2 separate regions of the Homo sapiens genome follow, and region 2 is linked to region 1. Evidence: chromatin contacts called from ENCODE POLR2A ChIA-PET data. All regions are on one chromosome and are shown on one strand. The core of a region is the stretch at or near the end of the contact, and the rest is flanking DNA. Distances in the headings are between cores, read along the strand shown.

What was found. ChIA-PET counts read pairs that join two places held with the same protein, here RNA polymerase II (POLR2A).
Region 2: POLR2A ChIA-PET joins it to region 1 with 13 read pairs in HepG2. The contact joins the enhancer-like site here to the promoter of MRPL23-AS1 in region 1. POLR2A ChIA-PET finds 5 or more read pairs at or near these places in 2 of 52 experiments (HepG2 and Panc1).

The regions. Positions count from the first base shown.
Region 1 is chr11:1,986,322-1,992,554 of GRCh38, reverse strand. It overlaps MRPL23-AS1 (MRPL23 antisense RNA 1), which reads left to right and starts at 2,635. Exons shown (of 4, transcript NR_024471.1): 1 at 2,635-2,729. It overlaps LINC01219 (long intergenic non-protein coding RNA 1219), which reads right to left and starts at 1,459. Exons shown (of 3, transcript NR_126400.1): 1 at 1,296-1,459; 2 at 275-617. It also overlaps a transcript of MRPL23 not described here. RefSeq lists enhancers at 746-4,816, 4,811-5,665, 746-5,665.
Region 2 is chr11:2,100,540-2,106,772 of GRCh38, reverse strand. No RefSeq gene overlaps it. Among named protein-coding and RNA genes, the nearest start is that of MIR483, 31 kb to the left of the region's middle. RefSeq lists an enhancer at 5,658-6,233. Within about 2 kb of position 4,035, at least 4 of the 41 ENCODE cell types and tissues checked have a DNase peak (open chromatin) inside an H3K27ac peak, as active enhancers do.

The DNA of each region.
Region 1 (6,233 bases), core at 1,386-3,885:
CTTCCACCGTTCAGGGAGACCCTGAGGGTGCCCTGGCTTCTGGCCACGTCCCAGACCCTGTTAGGCACCGAGGTCTTCACACCCAGACCCTCCACCCACCCAAGTTTCTGCGGCACGTTTAGGTTGAGTGAAGACCAAGTCATCCAGTTAGAGAAGAGGACTTGAGGCGCGTGCTGCTGCTGTGGCCACGCTGGACCCTCGGTGCACGCATCTCCTGGCGAGTCCCCTGTGGCTCTGTGGGCCGTACACACCCGGGGCACGCGACCTCAGCTACCTTGTCACCGAGGACGTGCATCCACAGCTGTGCGTCTGTGCCTGGGAGCGGGGTCTCCACTTGGTGGGTCTCTGCATGCTGACCAGTTAACCCGCCTTTCCGGGCTGTGGAGGGCGTGGGTCCTGTCCGGCCCGGAGATGCTCCGCGGGGTGTGTGTGTGATCGTGGCCCTGTAGCGGGGTGGTGTTCCCTGGAGGGTGGACCCCTGAGCCTGGCTGTGTGTGGCTGTGTCTCAGCATGAATTCCGTGACCCAGGAGCACGTTTTCAGGCAGGGATTAGGGGCAGCTGGGTGTGGGAGGCAGGCACTTGGTATACCACCGAATGGAGACAGAAAATCCCAACTCTACGAAGGAAGTGAAGTCCCTTCAACAGGGACAAAGCGATGTTTTGGGTCTGACTACAATGCACCCTGGGAAGTCTCAAAGAAAACAGTCGGGGACTCAAGGAGGGCAGCCCCCTCTCCCCGACCCCGAGCTCCCAGGAAGATAAATGATTTCCTCCTCTCTAGAGATGGGGGTGGGATCTGAGCACTCAGAGCCAAGGGCGCAGTGGGTCCGGGCGGGGGCCCTCCTCGGCCCTCCCAACATGGGGGCCAGGAGGTCAGCCCCTCAACCTGGACCCCGGCTGGGTCTCAGGGAATGGTCTCCCCCAGTGGCCCAGCTTGCTTGTGTTTTCAGATGGGTGTGCACGGGTGTGTGTGTGTGTGTGTGTGTGTGTGTGTGTGTGTGTGATGCCTGACAAGCCCCAGAGAGCCAAAGACCTGAGTGGAGATCTTGTGACTTCTCAAAAGGGGGATTGGAAGGTTCGAGAAGGAGCTGTGGTCAGCCTTGCTCTCCCTTAAGGCTGTGGTAACCACACTAGGCATAGCATAGGCCTGCGCCCCGTCCCTCCTTCCCTCCTCCGCGCCTCTCCTTTCTCTTTCTCCCCCCTCTACCCCGCTCCCTGGCCTGCTCCTGGTGACACCGTTGGCCCCCTTCCAGGGCTGAGGGAAGCCAGCGGGGGCCCCTTCCTGGAAGCCCACCTGCAGGCCGGCTTGCTGGGAAGGGGCTGCTCTCGCAGAGGCTCCCGCCCGCCCTGCAGCCGTTTCCTGGAAGCAGTCGCTGTGGGTATTCTGTTCCTTGTCAGCACTGTGCTTGCAAAGAAAGCAGACACTGTGCTCCTTGTCCTTAGGGAGCCCCGCTCCATCACCCAACACCTGGCTGGACACAGGCGGGAGGCCGGGTCCGCGGGGAGCGGCGCGGGGCTGGGGCCGGACCAGTAAACACACACGGGCGCCAGGCACTGCAGGCTCCTCCTCCTCCTCCTGCCCAGCGCCTCTGCTCACAGGCACGTGCCAAGCCCCTAGGCCAGGAGGCCCAGCAGTGGGTGCAGAGCAAGCTCCTGGGAAGGGGGTGCAGGGCGGACCCCCGGGGAGAAGGGCTGGCAGGGCTGTGGGGGACGCTGACCGTGGGCCCCACGTTGCAGAAAACTGGCTGCCTGGCTGGAAGATGGGGGAGATGCCAAGCCTCTGAGGCAGCACGAGCAGGGTGCATGGAGGCCGGGGCGCGGGGAGGCTGCACTGCAGCATGCACCCCAAAGCCCAGAGGGAGTGGAGACCAGGCCCTGGAATCGAGAAGTAGAAAGGCGGCTTGGAGGCCTCGGAACCGGCTGACCTCCAACAGAGTGGGGCCGGCCCTGGAGGCAAAGAGGTGCCCGGGGTCCGGCCCTGCCTGGGGGAGCTATGTGTCATGGGCAGCCACAGGATATGTAGCCAGCTCTGAGCATATGGACCCAGGGCAGGGCTGCAAGGCAGGGCAGGGGAGACAGACGGGGGAGCAAGGAGCAGAGAGGGGGCCTCAGGCTCTCCCAGGAGGAACATTCTCCCGACAGGAGGAAGAGACGGCCCAGGGGTGACTGTGGGGAGCCATGGTGGCAGCTGGGGTCGTGGCAGATGGGAGAGAGGCTGGCGAGGTGAAGGTGCAGGGGTCAGGGCTCTGGGGCCCACATGCCTGTGGGAGCGGGCAGGCCCAGGGCTCTCCGCCACTCCCCACTCCCGCTTGGCTCATAGGCTGGGCCCAAGGGTGGGGTGGGATGAGCAGGAGATGGGGCCCAGGGGGCAAGCAGGGCCCCAAAGACATTTAGAAAAACCGGTTTATGCAGGCAGCATTCAGAGCAGGCGGCGTGCGTGGCGGGGGCCCTGGGAGCACAGAGAGGCACACGTAGGGCCCCCGAGGGTCTCCCCATTGGCCGGCAGTGACATCACCCCTGTGTCAACAGTGATGTCTGCAGCTCCGGCCAGCCAGGGTTTATGGAGCGAGACCCAGCCCGGCCTGGGCCCTCACTCCCCAGGCCCACACACTAGCCCACTGTTCAGGGTCCGGGGTGGCAGCATGGCCTGGGGGTCCTGGCACCGCTGCTCCTCTGCCCACCCTAACTTCCCGGCATGGCGGCTGCCCCCTCTGAGCGTCCCCAACCAGTAAGTGTGGGGCCAGCAGGCCTGCCGTCCTCCTCCTCTTCCCTCTAGAGAGAAACGTGGAGGTCCTGGGGCTGGGGGCGCTCATAGCCCTGTGACACAGGTGCATGGGGTCAGGGGTCCCAGAATGGCCCCTGGGAAGGACCTCAGCTGGGCCGGCGGCTCTAGGCTTCAGGGGTCTGTCTGCACAGGGGCTAGCCCCTCCCAGACCTCTGTGAAGCCAGTACGGGCCTCCCCTCCCTGCCCCGTGCTCTGTCCGGTGCTTCCTGGACTGCACTGCGGGCCACTGGTGAGAGGGTGGACAGGGAAGGGCCGCCGTGGTGCCTGTTCCTGCCCACCTGGCTGTGTGGTCCCCTCCAAGTAGGGACAACCCTTCTGAGGGCTTGGGGGCACCCTGGGGTTGCCAGGGCCTCCCAGAGCCCTGTGAGCCCCTGGGGGGTCTGGCCTGATGCCCCCCTCCACGTCCAGGGCCGGCTGTGGCCCAGAACCCCAGCTTCCCAGCAGGCCGGTGTGCGGTGGTGACCCAGGAGAGGCCTCACCTCCACTGAGGGGCCACCGACCTCTGCCAGGCCACAGAGACCCCCAAGGAGTCTGAAGGCTGGAGACCCGGGGCTGGGACCAGGTGGGACTTTCCCACGGAGCCGCCCCCAGGCCCAGCTGGGGACACGTCCCCCTTCTCTCCAGACACACCCTGCCTGCCACCACGACACACCGGCCTGTTGGGGGTCTCTTTTAAGTGCTTGCCACTCTGAGGTGACTGTCCCTTTCCAAAGAGGTTTCTGGGGCCCAGGTGGGATGCGTCGGCCTGAGCAGGAGGATCTGGGCCGCCAGGGGCTGGGGACTGTCTCCTGGGGAAGGAAGCGCCTGGGAGCGTGTGTGCTGACCCAGGACCATCCAGGGAGGCCCGTCTGTGGGGCAAGCGGGAAGGGAGCGGCTGGAGAGGCTTGGCCGCCCCCGCCCTGCCTCCCATTCCTTAGCTCCATGCCTGTCAACCTCTGTCACCCAGTGAGTGATGTCCAGGGGCCCTGGAAAGGTCACAGCATGTTTGAGCGGGGTGAGAGAGAGGGGAAAGGCGGGGGCGGGGAAAAGTACGTGGAGGAAGCTCTAGGCCCAAGGAAGGAGAAAGGGTTCTGGGAGGGAGGGAGCCACTGGGGCCGCCGGGAAGGTCCCTGCCTGCTGCTGCCACCCAGAACCCTCGCCTCTTAGCTAGCCCCCGCAGCCCCAGCCTTTCTGGCCTGTGCCCCTCTCCCCCATCCCCAGCTGTCCTGTGCAACCAGGCCTTGGACCCAAACCCTCCTGCCCCCTCCTCTCCCTCCTCACCCTCCCAATGCAGTGGTCTCCAGCCTGGCTCTGCCCTGCCGCAGGTCCCCTCCCCTCATTCCAGGCCTAGAGCCTCCAGTCCCGGTGGCCCCCAGCCCGAGGGTGAACGGCCTCACCCTGGGTCGTGGGACAGAGGGCACGTTCATCAAGAGTGGCTCCCAAGGGACACGTGGCTGTTTGCAGTTCACAGGAAGCATTCGAGATAAGGAGCTTGTTTTCCCAGTGGGCACGGAGCCAGCAGGGGGGCTGTGGGGCAGCCCAGGGTCAAGGCCAGGCTGTGGGGCTGCAGCTGCCTTGGGCCCCACTCCCAGGCCTTTGCGGGAGGTGGGAGGCGGGAGGCGGCAGCTGCACAGTGGCCCCAGGCGAGGCTCTCAGCCCCAGTCGCTCTCCGGGTGGGCAGCCCAAGAGGGTCTGGCTGAGCCTCCCACATCTGGGACTCCATCACCCAACAACTTAATTAAGGCTGAATTTCACGTGTCCTGTGACTTGGGTAGACAAAGCCCCTGTCCAAAGGGGCAGCCAGCCTAAGGCAGTGGGGACGGCGTGGGTGGCGGGCGACGGGGGAGATGGACAACAGGACCGAGGGTGTGCGGGCGATGGGGGAGATGGACAACAGGACCGAGGGTGTGCGGGCGATGGGGGAGATGGACAACAGGACCGAGGGTGTGCGGGACACGCATGTCACTCATGCACGCCAATGGGGGGCGTGGGAGGCTGGGGAGCAGACAGACTGGGCTGGGCTGGGCGGGAAGGACGGGCAGATGGGATCCCAAGGACATGGAATTTCGGACCTTCTGTCCCCGCCCTCTCTGCTGAGCCTAGGAACCTCTGAGCAGCAGGAAGGCCTTGGGTCTAGAGCCTAGAAATGGACCCCCACGTCCACCTGCCCAGCCTAGACCCCCAGCATTGAAGGGTGGTCAGACTTCCTGTGAGAGGAAGCCACTAAGCGGGATGGACACCATCGCCCACTCCACCCGGCCCTGCCCAGCCCTGCCCAGTCCAGCCCAGTCCAGCCCAGCCCTGCCCTTCCCAGCCCTGCCCAGCCCAGCTCATCCCTGCCCTACCCAGCCCAGCCCTGTCCTGCCCTGCCCAGCCCAGCCCAGCCCAGCCCTGCCCTGCCCTGCCCTGCCCTTCCCAGCCCTGACCTTCCCAGCCCTGCCCAGCCCAGCTCATCCCTGCCCTACCCAGCTCAGCCCTGCCCTGCCCTGCCCAGCCCTGCCCAGCCCAGCCCTGCCCTGCCCTGCCCAGCTCAGCCCTGCCCACCCCAGCCCAGCCCAGCCCAGCATGCCTTCTCTGGCTGGAGAGCACAGGCTTGACCTTAGAAAGAGGCTGGCAACGAGGGCTGAGGCCACCAGGCCACTGGGTGCTCACGGGTCAGACAAGCCCAGAGCCTGCTCCCCTGCCACGGGTCGGGGCTGTCACCGCCAGCATGCTGTGGATGTGCATGGCCTCAGGGCTGCTGGCTCCAGGCTGCCCCCGCCCTGGCTCCCGAGGCCACCCCTCTTATGCCATGAACCCTGTGCCACACCCACCTCTGAGCTGTCCCCGCTCCTGCCGCCTGCACCCCCTGAGCAGCCCCCTGTGTGTTTCATGGGAGTCTTAGCAAGGAAGGGGAGCTCTTCAATCTTGCCAGTCAGGGTGCTGTCTGCTGAGTAAGTGTCCCCGTGCTGTGCCCCAATGTCCCCATCCTTTGGCAAACAGCCATCAGCCTGTGGATCCTGCACTCCCATGCGGTGGGAGAGGGAGACCTGGGCTCACCTGAGCCTCCCCACAAGCCAGGGAGAGGGGCTGCCCAATGGCGGGAGGCCCCCATGGATCCCAAACGGCAGTTGCCCGCACTCCTACCCAGGAACTTTGTCTGTGATGAACAGTAAGGAATAAGGAAGCGGGTGAGAAAGAAGGAAGGAAAGGCGGTGGGGGGCATGGCGGGGGGCGGGGAGGGTGTTTGGAAAGTTCCAGAAAAGAGTCACTTCACCAGAAAGGCCACAAGCTCCCCGTGCCCCCAGCCCCTGCTCGGCTCCGAGGTGAAGGACTTGGAGCGTCGACGCTGGCGTGGGGACCAGCTGTTCTCCTTGAGTTTGTTTCCTTCAGTTCCTTCCGGGCCTCACCCTCCTCTTCCTGCCACACACACACTTTTTTCCTTTTTAAATTGTTTTATTTGGGGCCAGGTGTGGTGGCTCACACCTG
Region 2 (6,233 bases), core at 2,786-5,285, 110 kb before region 1:
CCATCCATCCATGCACCCATCCATGCATCCATCCATCTTCCTTTCCTTCCTTCCTTCCTTCCTTCCTTCCTTCCTTACTTCCATGAATCCATGCATCCACTTATCCATCCATCCATCTGTTCATCCATCCATCTGTTCATCCACCCATCCATGCACCCATCCATGCACCCATCCATGCACCCATCTGTGCACCCATTCATCCTCCCTCCCTCCCTTCTTCTCTTCCTTCCTTCTTTCCTTCCTTCCTTCCTTCTTTCCTCTTGCCCTCCCTCCCTCTCTTCCTTCCTTCCTTCCTTCCTTCCATGGATCCATGCATCCACCCACGCATCCAGCCATCTACCCAGCCAACCATTTACCCATCTACATACCTTTCTAGCCCCCACCACATACTCACATGGACATCTGGGGGAGAGCATCTCATGGCAGGAGCAGCGGGTACAAGGCTTGTAGAGAGGTGATGTGGCGTCTCTGAGGAGTGGTGGATAGGGAGGAAGCATGGGTTGTTGAGAAACACACCTGAGAAACCAAGGGGAGCTTGCCCAGGAAGGCATCAGGAAGCCCTGAAGGGGATGCAGCTTTTTCTTGGAGAGAAGTGGGGCTAGTGGAGGTCTCTGCTTAGGAGTGAAGGGATCCTGTGGCTGCTGAGTGACCAGAGTGCAAGAGGAGAAGTGGAGGCACCTGCTGGGATACACACAGAAGGGAGTGACTGGGAGGGACTGGTGGAGGAGTGAGGGTGGTTGCACCCTGGTGTGTGCTGAGGGCAGAGTGAGAGCCTTTGCTGAGGGCCTAGAGGAGTGAAGAGCCCAGAAGGCCCCTGGGAAGGATGGCATCACCTGACAGAGAAGAGGAGAGGCAGAAAGGTACATTTGGAGTTTCAGGGCTAGGCGGTCATGTCCACAGAGGCCGGGGACATCCGTGAGAGGGGAATAATGGACAGACAGCACCTGCCAGGTCATGTTGCCAAGAGGCCCCTGGCCAGGAGCTCAGACCAGCCTGGGCAAGTGGTCAGGTCCTGGCTGCTGGCTGTGGCCTTCGTCCTGCTGGCCTCTCAGATGTCACAGGGAGCTCTCGGAGCCTCTTGAGCTGTCCCCCAATGGGCTGCTACCTGGCTCCGAGGCCTGGTCCCAGCCCCACAGCCCCAACTTGGTGTTCCTTCAGGGCAGAGACAGATGGGACAGGGGTCAGTGAGGGGAGGAGAGTTCTCAGGAGGCGGTGCTTGGGCTGGGCCTGGGGAGGGAAGCTCCAGGGTGCTCCTGGGGCAGCAGGGTGAACCAGCTCTGACGTTTTCTGTATTAAGGAGCATCTGAGAAGGGAGAGAACAAACGCTTCGCTTTTCCACATCAGGCACAACATGATCGGTCATCCGTTTTCATTCCGGGATCTGGAAAACAGCTGATTCTGGAAAGCTACAACTTCCCTAGGTGCAGAGCTCTGTGGAGAAGGGCTCCCGCAGGGCTGGGGGTGGGAGCTCAGGCCCCAGGCACTCCAGAGCTGGCTCAGGAAAGGGTAAGGCTCAGACTGGGCCTGGAGGGAAGAGCCCACCAAGGAGGAACCAGTCTCCACCCCCTGCCTCTGGCCAGGTTTCTATAGCACTGGTGACCAGGACACTCGAGCCTCTGGGACCTCAGTGGGCTAATCCGGGACTAATCCTAGCAACAGGCTGGGCCTGCAGCCACATGATGGCCGAGGGTTGCTGAGCATGCACCCATGACCCTTCCCAGGGGCCTGGCCACAGTGCCTGGTTTCCCTCTGTGCCCTGGCATTGAGTGGAGTTGGCTCCAGGAGCAAGGCCCCCTGGGCCTTTGGTCCCTTTCCTGGGCCCAGCTCTGGGCCACTGGGGTCCCCATGGCTGCCCTCACCTGGGGGTTGGCAGGATCAGCGGAAATTAACAGGTGAGGGAGGCCTCATGCATGAAGCACGGCTTCCTGCTGGGAGCGGTGGAAACCTGGGGATTTCGGGGCGGGCTCAGGGATCCTGATACACTCACTTGGGGCCCTGGGCTGGGGCAAGGCAACATGGTGAGTCTTCTGGGCCACTGGAACCGTGAGGAAGGACAAAGCTCTGGAGGCCTTGACCAAGGAGGCCTGCTGCGCGTGTGTGTATATGAATGTGTGTTTGCATGTGTGGGCGTGCGTGTGTATATGAATGTGTGTTTGCATGTGTGGGCATGTGTGTATATGAATGTGTGTTTGTGTGTGTGGGCGTGTGTGTATATGAATGTGTGTTTGCATGTGTGGGCATGTGTGTGTATGCATGTGTGTCTGTGCGTGCATGTGTGTACCCCTGTGTGTGTGTGTGCGCACTCCGGCACGGGAGGGGGTTGTGCCCCTGCCTCCGCGCCCCAGAAGCTCTGGTTCCATCTGTGTTCTTGCTTTTCATCAGTCAGCCATCATTTGTTAATTCATTCATTCACCCATCATTCATTCAGCAATGGTCAGGAGGAGCCAGGAAGCACCCTTGTCCGTGCTGACCCAGGCTGTGGGTCTGTTGTGTTGGCCTCAGCAGTGTCTGGGCATCAGCAGGTGAAAGGGTGCCTGAGTGTCAGTGTGGGAGCGGCCTCCACTGAGAACCACAGCTCCCCGGGAGTACCCTGAGCGGCAGCGCTCTGTTCCCTGCTCTGCCATCTCCTGGACCCATGCCCTTCCTAGCTGCTGGATCAGCCTCTGCCCAGGTTGGGCTGCAGGTGCTGGGTCCAGGCCTCCCCGGGGTGCCCCTCGTCAGGGGTTGCAGGCAGCCCCTGCGACCATGGCTGGAGCTGGGCTGACCCGGGCTCAAACTCCTGACTCTTGTGCCACTTACTGTGTGTCTGCGGGAAAGCCACTTAATGGAGACTCATCCTCAGTCTCCTTGTCTGGAACAGCGACAGTCCTGACTCCTTCAGGGTTTCGAAGGTGATGCTTGTGGAACACGCTACTGGCACCTGGCCATGGAGGGCGTGAGGGACGGCCACTGTCACTACCCAGATTTTCCCTGGGCCAGCAGTGTGGGAGCAGATGGGATTTGGAGTGGAGCACGCACAGGACGGCCCTCGTTCATTTTGAGTCCACACAGGCCTGTGTCCCCAGTTCCCGGCCCTGCCCCTGCTCTGTACTGCAGCACCCCTACCCTCAGAAGAGACCCCTTATTTCCATGTGGAAAGCGCTCTTTGGGCTCTAAGTGGCTTCCCAGGAGGGCAGAGCCCCTGGAGCCATCTCTGGGTTTCCAGGAAGCCCACTGGGAGGGTGGTGGATGGTGTCTCCAGGGCCGTGGAACACTCTGGCTACCCTTAGCACGAGAGGGGGAGATTCTCTGGTTTTCAGCTTGTCCTTCTGTTCCAGGGACAGCTCTGTGGGAGAGGCTCTCTCCTGCCAATGCAGGAGACAGAGCTGGAGCAGAGGAGAGCCCCTGCTTAGGCCTAAGAGCCCCAGCTTGGTCACTGAAACTGGGAGCCACGGTTGGGTTGGAAAGTCTGGTCCTCCGTGCCCTGGCAAGGGCAGACTTGGTTTTCCTTCCTACTCTACTCTTCCAGTCTCCTCCTCTGCCAGACTGGCCATGGTGGGTCAGAGAGAGGGGCAAGGAAAGGGAAGTGGGGGGACAGAGCAGGATGACCATAAGGAAGAGGACACAGGAGAGAGAAGGGGATGCAGGGCCTTCCAACTATGGACTTGAAGAAGAAAGACGAAAACAAGAAACCAAAGTCATGTCTTGGCCAACAAACCCCCAGCTCCTATCTCCCTACAGAAAGAAGCTTGGGGGAAACTGGCTCCAGGAGCCTTGGCTGCAGGGAAGGCAGCATTTCCACGACTGAGCCTTTTGCAAACTATGTGGGTCCTGCTCTTTTTGGCCCTCCTGCTCCAGCCCCCAGCTCCCTGCATCCAGCTCTGAGGGCCCCAGAGCCCCATCAGATGTGGAGGGAGCTTGGGTGGAGCAGGGTGGAGGTGCGGCAAAGATCAGGCCAGGCCTCATTGTTTAGAAAAGAAGGAACTGACTTCAGCTCCGGGAGCAGGGCCTCCCACCCCACCCGGACTTCCTGCTCCCTGGGCCTGCCAGTGCGGACTTTGTCCACCTTATTTGGGGATTGAGAAGCCACACTGCTCTATGGCCCTGGGGGTCATGGCAGAGAACCAGAGACTCACAGAGTGGAGGGTGCCTGGCAATCATTCTCCATGATTCAAGGTTACAACACCTTAGCCAAAGAAAGTGCTATTTGAGGATCCATTCATTCCTCCATCCAACTGTTCATCCACCCTTCCATCTACCCACCTGCTCTTCATTCATCCACCTACTTATTCATACGTCTACATTCATCCTCATGTCTCCACATCCCCCACTCACCCATCCATTCATCCTTTCCTCTACCCACTCATCCTTTCATCCGTCCATCCATCCATCCATCCTAATCATCCATCCATCTCAACCATCCATTCATCCATTCACACACCACCTTCCCATCCACTCATCCACCCATCCATCCCACACATCCTTCCACTCACCTACATATTCACTCATCCATCCATCCATCCATTCCAACCTCCATCCATTCACCCACCTACCCATCCATCGATCATCCATCCATCCATCCATTTATCCATCCATCCATCCATCCATCCATCCGCTCACCCATCCATCCATCAATTCACCCACCCATCTATCCACCCACCTATCTACCACCCTTTCCACCACAATTCTATATCATCCAGGTTTGATAATTGGAAGCCCATTGCTAAGAAAACTTCTTGAACAAGTTCTTTGGCTAAGAAACAAGAGGCTGCCTCAATTTACCCACTGCATCTGTGTCTTATGGATTTGAAGTCATCATAAGTCACATCTAAGACCAGGACCAGGACCTGAGACTGTCCTTTCAGGACCTTTTATTTTCCACAATGACAGTGACAGACACACACAGGGAGCACTAAGGCTGGGGTCCCAGTGGACGTCAGTGTGGGGAAGAGTCTCTCCTGGCTCTGTGTGGCCTTTGAAAGACACCTCATTCCTTTGGTCTAGGCTTCTCTGTAAAATGGGCTGCCAAGATGGTTGTGCGGGTCGATGGAGAGAAGTAATCTGCCTGTCTTTGAATCATTGCCTCCAGGTGAAGGTCTCCCCTCTTTCTAACTCTAATCTAAAAACCCATGAGGTTGAAATCCTCAAGCCCCAAGCGACACCTGTGAAACGGCCCAAGAGAAGCGTGCCATGAGGCAGCAGGAAGGGCATTCCAGGAGGAGGGAACAGAGGTGAGAGAGACGCCCTGACATTTGGGGACCCAGCAGGGAGTTTGGCCTGGCTGTCACTGGAATGGCAGCACAGGTGGCTGGAGAGGAAAGAGGGGCCAGGCTGAAGGATCAGATGCCCCTGGGAACACACAGGAGCTGTGGGGTGGGCCAGGTGGGGTTCCTGAGGGAGGGGCACAGGTGGGCCAGCTGGCCGAGAAGAAGCTTCCTCTGCAGGGTGGCGAGTAGAAAGGGGAGTGAGCCCCACCTGCATGGCTGCCGAGGGGTCCAGTGAGGGAAGGTGGTGAGTCCAGGGACCCAGCTTCAAGTGCCACACGGGTCCCGCTTGGCCATGCTGGATGGGAAGGGTTCTCCTCTGGTACACTGTGTCTGGAGGCCCCGGGTCTTCCTCCCTTGGCCTGGCAGGGTGGTCCCTCCCGCTGCTCGGCTCTGTACTAGGCTTGATCCCCTGTCTTGGGTACAGTCCTGCCCCAACCTCCCCAGGCATCCAGTCCCTCCTGTCCTGCCCCATGGAGTCTGCAAACCCAATGCCCTTGGCTTCTCCCTGCCTCCAGCTTCCGTCCTTCAGCCCGTGCCAGGGGCCTGCCCGGGAGGTCTCTTGTCACCAGTCCCCAGTGCCAGTCTCCCACTCAGCAACTGTGGGGCACCTGGAAGGACCTGTGAAATAAACCCCTGAACCCTGGCCCAAAGCCACTGCCCCCCAAAACCTGGACTCAGGGAGCTCAGCAGAGCATGCAGGACTGCAACCGGCCTGGGCTGTCCACTTGTCCTGCGGGCTTTGGGCTGGGGAAGGGCAGACGGAGGGGCAGGGCCAGGCCAGCCTAGGAGGCCCCGGGGTGCAGAGTGGGGCCTGGTTGCATCAGGGAACCCAGGGGCTCTGGTCCCCTGGGCCCAGCAAGCTTGAGATGGGCCTGGGCACCTCCCTCTCTGCACTGGGCGGGCTTCCTGCCTGGCCCCGGGAAGTGGCCCCCCTGCACCTCCCGCAGACAGGTGACGTCAGCGTCTGAGATAACAAGGCGGCCCTGC